Linked DNA regions of Homo sapiens: all the other regions are linked to region 1. Evidence: chromatin contacts called from ENCODE Hi-C or POLR2A ChIA-PET data. All regions are on one chromosome and are shown on one strand. Each heading gives the region's core, a stretch centred on a gene start or an enhancer-like site at or near the end of the contact. The rest is flanking DNA. Distances are from core to core; before and after follow the strand shown. Region 1 holds the start of ICE1 (interactor of little elongation complex ELL subunit 1). Region 2 holds the start of IRX2-DT (IRX2 divergent transcript). Region 3 overlaps ADCY2 (adenylate cyclase 2).

The links. Hi-C counts contacts between places; a loop is a spot of excess contacts on that map. ChIA-PET counts read pairs that join two places held with the same protein, here RNA polymerase II (POLR2A). Pooled maps may share reads with other maps.
Region 2: a map of chondrocyte shows a loop between it and region 1 (4-fold over the local background). The contact joins the promoter of IRX2-DT here to the promoter of ICE1 in region 1. A Hi-C loop is called at or near these places in 1 of 168 maps with a recorded cell type or tissue (chondrocyte). POLR2A ChIA-PET finds 5 or more read pairs at or near these places in 1 of 52 experiments (AG04449).
Region 3: a loop to region 1 is called in a pooled map, with 4 times the contacts of the local background. The contact joins the enhancer-like site here to the promoter of ICE1 in region 1. A Hi-C loop is called at or near these places in 2 of 50 pooled maps.

The regions. Positions count from the first base shown.
Region 1 is chr5:5,421,427-5,424,669 of GRCh38, forward strand. ICE1 (interactor of little elongation complex ELL subunit 1) reads left to right here and starts at 1,251. Exons shown (of 19, transcript NM_015325.3): 1 at 1,251-1,573. The coding sequence starts at 1,490. It overlaps LOC101929200 (a long non-coding RNA gene), which reads right to left and starts at 703. Exons shown (of 6, transcript XR_001742583.3): 1 at 1-703. RefSeq lists enhancers at 1-497, 498-1,008, 874-1,123 and silencers at 1,154-1,483, 1,544-1,683.
Region 2 is chr5:2,750,215-2,753,457 of GRCh38, forward strand. IRX2-DT (IRX2 divergent transcript) reads left to right here and starts at 1,679. Exons shown (of 4, transcript NR_122126.2): 1 at 1,679-2,250; 2 at 2,466-2,540; 3 at 3,071-3,141. It overlaps IRX2 (iroquois homeobox 2), which reads right to left and starts at 1,463. Exons shown (of 4, transcript NM_033267.5): 1 at 951-1,463. The coding sequence starts at 1,199. RefSeq lists an enhancer at 1,578-2,502.
Region 3 is chr5:7,792,822-7,796,064 of GRCh38, forward strand. The region is part of intron 20 of ADCY2 (adenylate cyclase 2); the gene reads left to right. Among named protein-coding and RNA genes, the nearest start is that of CFAP90, 57 kb to the right of the region's middle. RefSeq lists enhancers at 1,458-1,617, 1,868-1,967. Within about 2 kb of position 1,659, at least 2 of the 41 ENCODE cell types and tissues checked have a DNase peak (open chromatin) inside an H3K27ac peak, as active enhancers do.

The DNA of each region.
Region 1 (3,243 bases), core at 1-2,500:
TCTATCACCGGCAGGTCCTCAGTTAGGTACACGCCTGTCTTGCTTGGGTGTCAACGACAGGAAACTTAGCTATCGCTGGATGTCTGCTTCCGCCACTCCACAGCAGGTGGTATCCAGAGTGTGTAAGCAAGGTCAGGGGTGCGAAATTTGGAGAAGAAAACTCAGAGAAAAATGCAGACTGCTTTTTTTGGAAGGGGTGTTTTCAGTTGCAATTTCCATACTGAGGAGCTAGAAATTGGCTGGTAAGGTCTAGACATTAACTTAACTAAACGTGCATTCCTCCTCTTGAATTTGGACTTTATAAGGAATTTGGATTGTATAACCACACGATGGAAGCTGCGAGAGGCTTCTGAACAAGGTACTGACGGCGACCAGCTGTGATGACTAAAAAGACGATTCTGGTGGTGGTGGATACGGTGGCTGGAGATAAGAAAAACCTCGGTTCAAACGAGATCTGAATTTACCCACTAACTACGACCACGAGGAGTTTATTCCTTTATCTTTCCGTTTTCTCTCTCTCCCGAGAAGTGTCAAAAACAGGATTTGGAGGTGGCAGGATAATGGCCAAAATGGGTAGACAAGGTGGCGAACGATTCAACCAGGCTCTGGGCTTGGCGCATGGTGGGCGGTGGCGCCCACACCTGGGCCTGGGAACCCGCCGCTCGGGCATCACTGGCTGCCGCGGCGACCGGCGAGGACACATGACCGAGGAGCGAAAGGTCAGAAGACAAGGGGACTGTTACAGGAGCAGGGGAGCCGCCACTGGCTGCTAAGGCCGTGCAACTGGCGCCGAAGCGCACGATCTCCGCCCGCCCCGCAGCGCGTCGGGAACTGTAGTCCCTCCCTCTCCTGCTCCCTGGCCCAGGACGGGCTCCGGGACAGCGCCTATCCCTCTAGCTGTAAATCACGCACTTTCCTGTCCTGGACGCCGGGTCCTTCCACTTCTCAGGCGTCTGGAGCTTACGTCACGGGCGGGTCACCGCCCACATAGCGGAGGCCTTTAGGTGTCTATGGAAAGCCTGTCGTACAGCAAGGTGGCAATAAAGGATCGACCCTTAACAGTGGTAGGAATGCACCTTCGATCCTTCTACTCCTATTGGCTGCTCCTCTGTGGGCGTCTCCCCCGCCGCATAGCACAGCTCCTCTCCCGGTGTTGCTCAGGCAGCGCCTTAGGCAGCCCCGCGCCCAGGGGAGGGGCGGGGCGAGCCAGGGCGGGGCGGGGCGAGCCAGGGCGGGGCGGGGCCCTGACTGGACTGCGTCGCGCTCGGGGGCCGCGCCGGGTAGCGTTTCTTTTTAGTGCCTGAGGCAGCTCTGGCTCGGAGAGCCTTTTGCTAGCCCCACGGGGACCTCTGTGCACGGATGGACCCGCCCGGACCTGGCGGGAAGCGGCCTGGCAGGCGGCGGCCCCGGCGGCATCAGCAGAGACAGGACGGGGCCGACGCCGCGGGCCCCTGAGGCGTGCGTGCCCACCGGGCCCGGCGGCGGCACCATGATGCCGGGCGAGACCCATTCGGCGGCGCCCGGGACGGCGGCGGACCTGTCGCGATGTCAGGGCTGCGCCTCTCTGCAGCAGGTGCAGCACCTCCCGGGGCCCCGGGCGCGGGGGGGGACTCGGCTCGGCCGGCCGGGAGCGCAGGGATGTGGGGTCCGGCCGCGCGGGCTGTGCCTCAGTGCGCTGCTCTCCCTTCCCAACCGTAGCTCTTGCTCGCTCGTCTCTCTGCTCTCTTTTTCCTACATGAGTTTTGGGGACGGCTTTCTTTGCTTTATTTAAGCTTGAAACCCAGAGTTCATTGACTGGAATGCGCTGGTGTAACGGTGGGGGTGGAGTAAGCGAGGTTTGGAGGGCCCCCCACCTTCCCTACCCGGCCTCGGAGCTCCCTAGGGCAGACTCCGTAGGTCAGTGAGGGACAGGTGAAACGCCGAGGGCAGTTATCTCCCTGAGGATAACGCTTTGGTCTTCTGGCCCATCCTGAGTATTTGTTGTTTGGAGGCAGAATCTTACGTGACATGTGGGTTGTCTGAGTCTTAGACTCGAAGAGTCTAGGGAGGCGTTTCAGCTTATAGCAGATGTGCCATCCCGAGGCTAATTTTTTAAAAAGCAAGCCAAGTAATTGGTCAAGTAGCTTGTCAGTTGTTTGATAAAAGTAGTTTATGAAAGGCATGCAGAGACTGGAGGTTTCTAACAGCGGCGTGGGCTCTTCTTTAGAGTGACATAAGGGAGAATTGCTAGAGTATGGCTCCAGATCTTATGGGGTGGTACTTGGGCAATAGTGCCCCTCATTTCCCACGACTCTCCTAGCTGCCTGATGTCGGGGGTCTCTTTTAACTTCCTACTATCGCGGTTTCAGTGATAAAACGGAACTCACCAGCACCTCATTACCTACTCTGCCTAGTGTTCTAGGAACTACAGACATTGTGGTGAACAAAATAGGATCTCTCATAAGTAAGATGCATATGTGTGAATAAGGCCTCAGAAGATTTTAGGTGTTAGAAAATAAAGGAGGATGTTGGAATATTGGTCTTGTCTCTTAGCTAGAGTAGTCAGGTAGGGAATTTTTGAGTCAGTAACTTTCAGATATTTGAATAATGGGAAGGATCGGGCTGTCAGAAGAGATGTGGGAAGAGCTTCCTGGATAGAGGGATTAACAGGTGGAAAGGTTCCTTTGGTGAGAAGGAGCAGGGTGTCTTTGATGAGCAGAACATGGTATGGTTGGCATGAGCATAGTGCACACGGAAGATGGTTGATGAGACCAGACGGGAGTGCAGGCTAGGTAGGCCATGCCGAGAAACTTGGTTTGCATTTTAAGTGCAATATCTGTGAACTGATTGCAAACATTTTAAGTGTTGAAGGAAGGGGAGGAAGGAAATGTGCTGCTTTTGTGAGTAGAAGGAGAACTAACAGATCATTGCCTTCACTGAGCTGCATTGTGTAGGTATCTTATAACGCCCCCCCGCCCCCGCCACCACCACCCCAGGAACGTGATTGGAGTTCTCCCGAATCTTTAATACATTGTATTTATTATTCGAGCCAATTCACTCAACAAACATTTATTGATCACCTGCCGTATTTTAGACACTGCAATTATGGCATTAGGGGAGAAAAAGACAAAAATTCTTGATCTCTTGGAGCTTCCGTTCTAGGAGGGTGGCAGGATAAATGAAACAAATGAGTTATGTTAGAGGGTAATGAAAACGTTGTTGATGAATTGAACAGAGATGGGGAGGGAATGAATGGGTGAGGAC
Region 2 (3,243 bases), core at 429-2,928, 2.7 Mb before region 1:
ATTCACTATTCACTGCTCTAAAGCTGGGCAAATCCAATTTGCAACTCAGAAGCCAGTCACCGTTTCGAATTCTTCAAATACGCCGTAATTAGCATTTTAATTCATCCTTTAACGTTTAAATTCGAGGCATTTGCAGCCTTCGCCAAGGCCCCAGCGACTCGGTCGCTGCCCAGAAATTCCGCCGAGGGCCGGCAGTCGCGACAACCCCGTAATGGCCTCAATCGCCCGTAACGTGCTTCGCCGCGGCCCGGGCCTGGCCCAGCTCAGTAACCTCGAGACTCGCGAGCCGCCCCCAGGTCGCCGGAGCAGGAGCTGCGCTCGGGCCACGGAGGACTCAGGCGGCCCTTAGCGGGTCACGCGCCCGCAAGCACGATATTTGAAAGCATGGTCCGCTGGACAGAGTAAGGCCGAAACCTGGGCGCCTCGGGCCGGACTCCGGAGCCGCAGCTGAATGCTCGGCTCCTGGGCCTAACTCGGTGACCCCCACCGCCCTGAGCCCCGCGAGTGAATGCGAACCGCCCGGCCGTCGGCTCAGAGGCCGCAGTGACGCGGACCCTCGCGCCCCACGCCAATGCAGGCGAGCACACAGCCCGCTCCGAACGCCTCCCCAGGCTGCGGTGCGGAAACCAGGGACAAACGGCGCCAGACCCCGGCCCCGGCGGAGACGCACTTCCCAGGCTCTCAGAGAAAATCAGCCGGCGAGCCGAGGGGACGCGCGGGGGGCGCGCGGGTCCCGGCCGGGCTCAGGGACGTCCCCGCCTGCCGCGCTGCCCTCCCCACCCGGGGCCCGGCTCAGCCTGCGGGGCGGCCAACCGAGCCGGCGACTCCTGAGTCGCCAGCCGCGCCACATTCCCGGCGGCCCCCGCCCGCCGAACCCGAGCCCCGCTCCGCCTGAGCCCCGTCTGGGTCCCGGCGCCCAGGAGTCCCGCGTCCCGCCCGCGCCCGGTTACCATGTAGGACGGGAAGCCGGCGGCGGCGGCGGCGGCGTCGGCCGAGTACTGCAGCGGGCTCCCGAAGCCGGTGGCCGCCTGCGCCGTGAAGGCCGCCGAGCCCGGGTAGGGGCTGAACGCCGAGCCCGACGCCGAGCGCGCCAGCTCCTCGCTGCGCGGAGCCGCCAAAGCCGACGCGCCGTAGGCCGGGCACGAGTAGAGCGCCAGCGAGCCGGGCGCCTGGTACAGGTAGCCCTGCGGGTAGGACATGGTGGGCGCGGGGCGCGGGGCCCGCGTCACGCCGAGCAGCGGGCAGGGCGCGCGGCGCCCTCCATCCACGCCCGGCCGGGGCGCGGCGCGGCGGCGGGCACCCGGACGGCCGGCGGAGGCAGGCCGGCCCGGGTACTAGCCTGGGCGGCCCGCGGGCCGGGGCGGCGGCGGGGTGGCGGTGGCGGCGGCAGCAGCGCGGAGCCGGTGGGCGCAGCCGCGCGCCAGGCCGGCGGTCGGGGTTTGGGGGAGTCTGGAGTCGGGAGTGAGGAGTTGAGGAAGGAGCGCTCGAGTTTCCGAGGGACATTGGAACGCGCAGCTGTCCATCACGCGCTCATCTGCATATTCGGGGGCCCGCCCCTCCCCTGCTCCGCCCGCTGCAGCCTCCGGGCCGCGGCCGGGGGAGGGGCAGAGAGACGGGAGGGAGGCGGGGGAGGGCGGAGGCGACGGAGGCGGGCGGCGGGAGGGACCGGCAGGCTTTTGTGGCGCAGCCGCCTCTCTAGCAGCTCCGGCCCCAGCCCGCGGCTCGCGGACCTGCAGCCCAGCCCGGCCGCGCTGCGTGCCCCGGCGCGCACCCCTCCCACTCCCATCCACTCGGAGCCACGTCCCCTGCCCGGCTCCGGCCGGCTCCCACCGTCCCCGGCCACCGTCTTCGCCCCTGCCCGGCCCCCGCCCCTTCCAGCCACTACCCCGCCCCCACCCCCTTCTCCACCCTCACGGACTAGGCAGAGGCCGCCCGCGGTCAGGCCAGGCCGGGTCCAATTAGGGGACTCACAGCCTGCCCCGCTGTGCACCCCGAGGAGGCCCGGCCCCTGTGTCCAATCCGGAAGTCGCAGGGAAGTGGGGAGGTCAGGATGGTGGCGCCCGCGGCTCGGGTCTTCCTCCGGGCAGTGCGCGCGGCTCTCACTTCCACGGTCCCGGACCTGCTCTGCCTCCTGGCCCGAGGCTCCCCGCGTGGCCTCGCGTCTGGTCGCCTACCCCTCGCGGTCCACTCCGCCCAGCATGGACCTGGATCCGGGGCGCCTTGGTTGCGAATTGCCAGGAGGGCCCTGAGGTGAGCTTTCTGCCCCCAAATCCGCAGCGCAACCCCCGGGGCCCTGAACGTTACGACTTTCCACTGTTGGGAATGACGCCAGGGCTTCAGCTAAGAAGACGCCGTCCCCTAAAGAGTTTTATTTTATTTTGTTTTTCTAAGTTGACTCCTCTTTCAGATTTGTGTTGTCAAAACACTGGGGGGATGATTGTTACCTGACAAACCGCCTCTGGCAGGACCTGAAGCCTCCCAGTCACGTCGAGAACGGGCAGGAGCTCAGGTTGGCGCCGCCGGTGCAGTGGGCATTACAGGTAGCTCAGGTGACGCGCGGCTGGAGTAGGGGGGCGGTTGCCTTGCGGGGCTCAGAAGCGAGGCGGTTGGCGAGGGTTCCTAGGACCCCAGCTTCCTAGAACCCTCTCCCCATCACGCTTCTCCAACCCTTTTCCACTCGGGGATGGCCGAAGAGGGCGTCTGGCTGCCCACTCCGAAGGGTCACCTATGGGGGGCGCTCAGGGGGATGGAAGAGTGTCAGGTCTGTGCTGGCCTATTGGGAGCACCCACCCAGCAGGTGCCTCTATCCTCGGAAGCCGTCTCGGGTGGGTGCGGTGGAGAAGAGAGAGCGCAGTGGCCTGGGGCGGGCCTCAGCTCAGGCCTGCAGCCGACTCCTGCACCCCTGCTGGCCCTGCAGCCTGCGGAGCAGCCTTAGTGATCTCAGGACGCAGGGCATGTTGCGGCCTCCCTGTGGTGCGGCTGCAGCGGCGCGGAGGGAGCGGAGCCCGGGTTGCCAGTCTGGTCCAGGGCGCAAGAGAAACACTCACGGCATCAGGCTGTCTTTCCCCAGGTGCAAGGGAACCAGTTGCAAACTGCAGTGCTGTGCTTGAGGATGGCTCCTCCTGAGCCGGCAGGCTCCCGGTAGGCGCGGTCCAGGCACGTTACCCCTCCCGCCAGGAGCTCCCGAGCCGAGCCACTCGCCCCCTACCAGTTATCCCACCCACCCCTTCGCCCACACTGCTC
Region 3 (3,243 bases), core at 409-2,908, 2.4 Mb after region 1:
TCCATAAAAGAAGAAGCATGGTGCCTTGCCTTCCAGTTGCTGGAGGCAGGCTGAGGGACATCTGCATGGTGCCTTCGCACTGCAGTCCTCCAGGTGAGGCGGGCATTTCACAGAGGCGTGCACGGGACCCACATCCACACAGGTGGGATACGCATGAGAGGGAAGACAGCAGCAAAGTGCGGGTCTTGGCAGCTCACAGTGACTCCTCCACTTCCCCTGTGGCCCTGCTGTGTACCAGGGACCTTCATGCCACTGCACAACCCTCTGGTGCTCCTGAGGGTGACGTGACATTTTCCTCCAAGTTTCCTAAGGAGTGCTGCTGTTGGGTTAAAGACACACAGTGTCAGCTGGGTGCGGTGGCTCAGGCCTGTAATCTCAGCACTTTGGGAGGCCAAGGCAAGCGGATCATGAGGTCAGGAGTTCAAGACCAGTCTGGCCAACATAGTGAAACCCTGTATCTACTAAAAATACAAAAACAAGTTAGCCGGGCATGGTGGTATGTGCCTGTAATCCCAGCTAGTAAGGAGACTGAGGCAGGAGAATCGCACCAACCCAGGAGGCAGAAATTGCAGCGAGCCGAGATCGTGCCTTTGCACTCCAGCATGGGCAACAGTACGAGACACCATCTCAACAACAACAACAAAAAAGACACACAGTGTCTCCTGTAGCATTCACCACCCTGCGAGCTCCATGGTGTAAAGCCGAGTAGTGGGGCAGGCAGCATGGCCTAACAGGAGCCCGGAGTGGGGACTCGGGACCTGGGGTGAGCCCTGGTTTTGGCACTGCCTCACTGCAAGGGCAGCTCGGAAACTTTCCAGGAGCAAAGCAGGAATGGGAACATTTAGATGAAGCCAGCTCTGGGCTTTGTTTCTGTATTTGTCAAATAAAGAAGGTGAACCCCTTGGGGGTGTCATCACAGCCACTGTAGCCCTGTGTGTACATAGGGACCTGTCTTTAAGCATTGATATAAATCCCCCTGCAGATGATCAGTGCCTGTTCACCAAGCTTCCAGTTGCAACACCTGAAGATGGTTCCTTCCTTCATTCGGGAAACACGGGGTCCTCAAATCTACACCTGACTGGGGGCAGCCTACAGCCCTATAGGAGAATGAAAGAGCTTGGTTTCAGAGCTCTTCAGACTTGGACCAGCATGGATGGCTCCACGTTCCATAACAGGCATGCCAAGGGTGTTTGGATGACGCTCAAGGCCAGTGATTCCTGCCTGGTAGGCTTGCAGTCTCGCTGCTGACCTGACATGTTCTCTGGAAGGGAGAAGAGTGGACACTGAACCTTAAATCAGAGCATCATCATTCCCACTGTGATGCTGGGAAATGAAATGATCGTGTCATTCTGCTCAGCTGGCGGGCTGCAGGGTTCTCTGTACTTAATCACACAATGCAGATCTTCCCTTGGCTGTAACATTTCAAATGTTACTACCAATTTCTGTCTAATAGGGTGAGCAATGGGGGTGATGGCTACTCTAGCAGCCATTGTAAGACTTGGGGACTAAACTATTAAAAGGAGCCCCCAATCCCCACCACAATCAGAGCAGACCTATGCCGTCTCCTCAAGGACCCTGTACTCCCCCAGGGGAGGTTTGCTAGCCAGTTGCGGGAACAGTGAGTGTGGGGAGATTCTGGAGGCTTCAGTCCCCATGGGAACAGCACTGCATGCAAAACAGAGCCCACACAAAGGGCCTGAGCAAGAAAGAGAGGCACCAACCCCCTGCCAAAAGTTCTCAGAGTTCCCACAGTGAGTCTCAGAAAGGGAGAGTTTTGTTTGTTTCTGAAAACACATAATGAGGGTGTTATAAGAAGAGCCACCTGCGTGCATAAAGCATAGCAAAGTCGTGCCCCTCCCTTCTGTGGAATGTCTCCTGTGGCCATCGGACCCTGCTGCCCTAAAGTAGCCTCCTCACTGGACAGAAGAATCTATTTCCTTGACCTAATGATGTAATATTAACCTTGCAATCCCAGGCCAGGTGGGGCTAATATTGTGTGGCCTTGCACAGCTGAATGATAACGGTGCCCATGCTGTTTAAGAGTGTAGCTATCATCAAGGTTTCTGTCCCCTCTACAGTGTCAGGACCAAATACTGACATCCTGCCTGAGCTCTTTTCCTCCCTAAGGTTTCCCCAAGCAGAAGCCCTACCCCTTACTGAAACTGCATGGCAGAGTGTGGCTGATGCTGGGACCAAAGAAGTCCCTGCAGACAAGAGCAGTGCTTCTGAAAGTGAAGCACCTGCTAAACAAGCTATTACTGGTCCCCACACAAGCCTTCCTTGACCTCCTGGGCCCTGAGAGGTGACTGAGAGCAAAGCATCTGTCCCAGCCCTGGCACCTCTTGGCTATGGGGCCTCAGAGTCCTCTCAGAGACCATTACCAATTTTTGAAGCAATAATTTAGATGAAGCTCTTAGAACTGTGCATGGCATGTAGTAAATACTGTTAGCTATCTTTTAAGCAAATATCCCAGATTCATGCAAAACTTGAGAATCACTGCCCCTGGGAATTGATCAAAAGCTTTCAGAAAGGGCTCCTGCCCAACATTTTTAGAGCCTGAATAAAGTGGAAAACAAAACCCAATGTAATCACTTCGCTCCTGTTCCTGGCATTGGATAAAAAGCACTGTGGGCAGTGCCTGCCTTCCCAGCCCCCTCTCAGCAGGGTGGGCCAAGCCCTGGTGCTGAGTGCTCAGTGCCTCTGAATGCAGAGGCCCCGGGGGAGGCTTCTGGGGCATGGGGTGGATGGGAGCAGGCCCTCAGCCCCTTTGTGTGGGTTGCCCCGGCATCCACCACACTAATCCATTTCCACTAAACTCTTGGTGATACTGCTCTGTGAGTCTTCTGGAAATAATACAGGAAAACAAGACTTTGGCAAAAGCAAGTATAGCTATACTTTACCAATATTGCCGGTTTGGTTCCAGACCTCTGCAATAAAGTGAATATCACTATCAAGCGAGTCACAAATTTTTGCTTTCCCAGCACATGTGAAGATTGTTTACACTATACTGTATGTTTTAAGTATTCAATAGCATGATGTGTAAAAAAAAATGTACATACCTTAACTTTAAAATACTGTATTGCAAAAAATGCTGACATGGATACACAAAATGAGCACATGCTGTTGGGAAAATGGTGCCATTAGACTTGGTCAAGGGAGGGTGGCAGCAAACATTCACTTTGTGAAAGATGCAATATCTGTGCACTGCAATAAAGCAAGACGCAATACAACAAGGTCTACCTA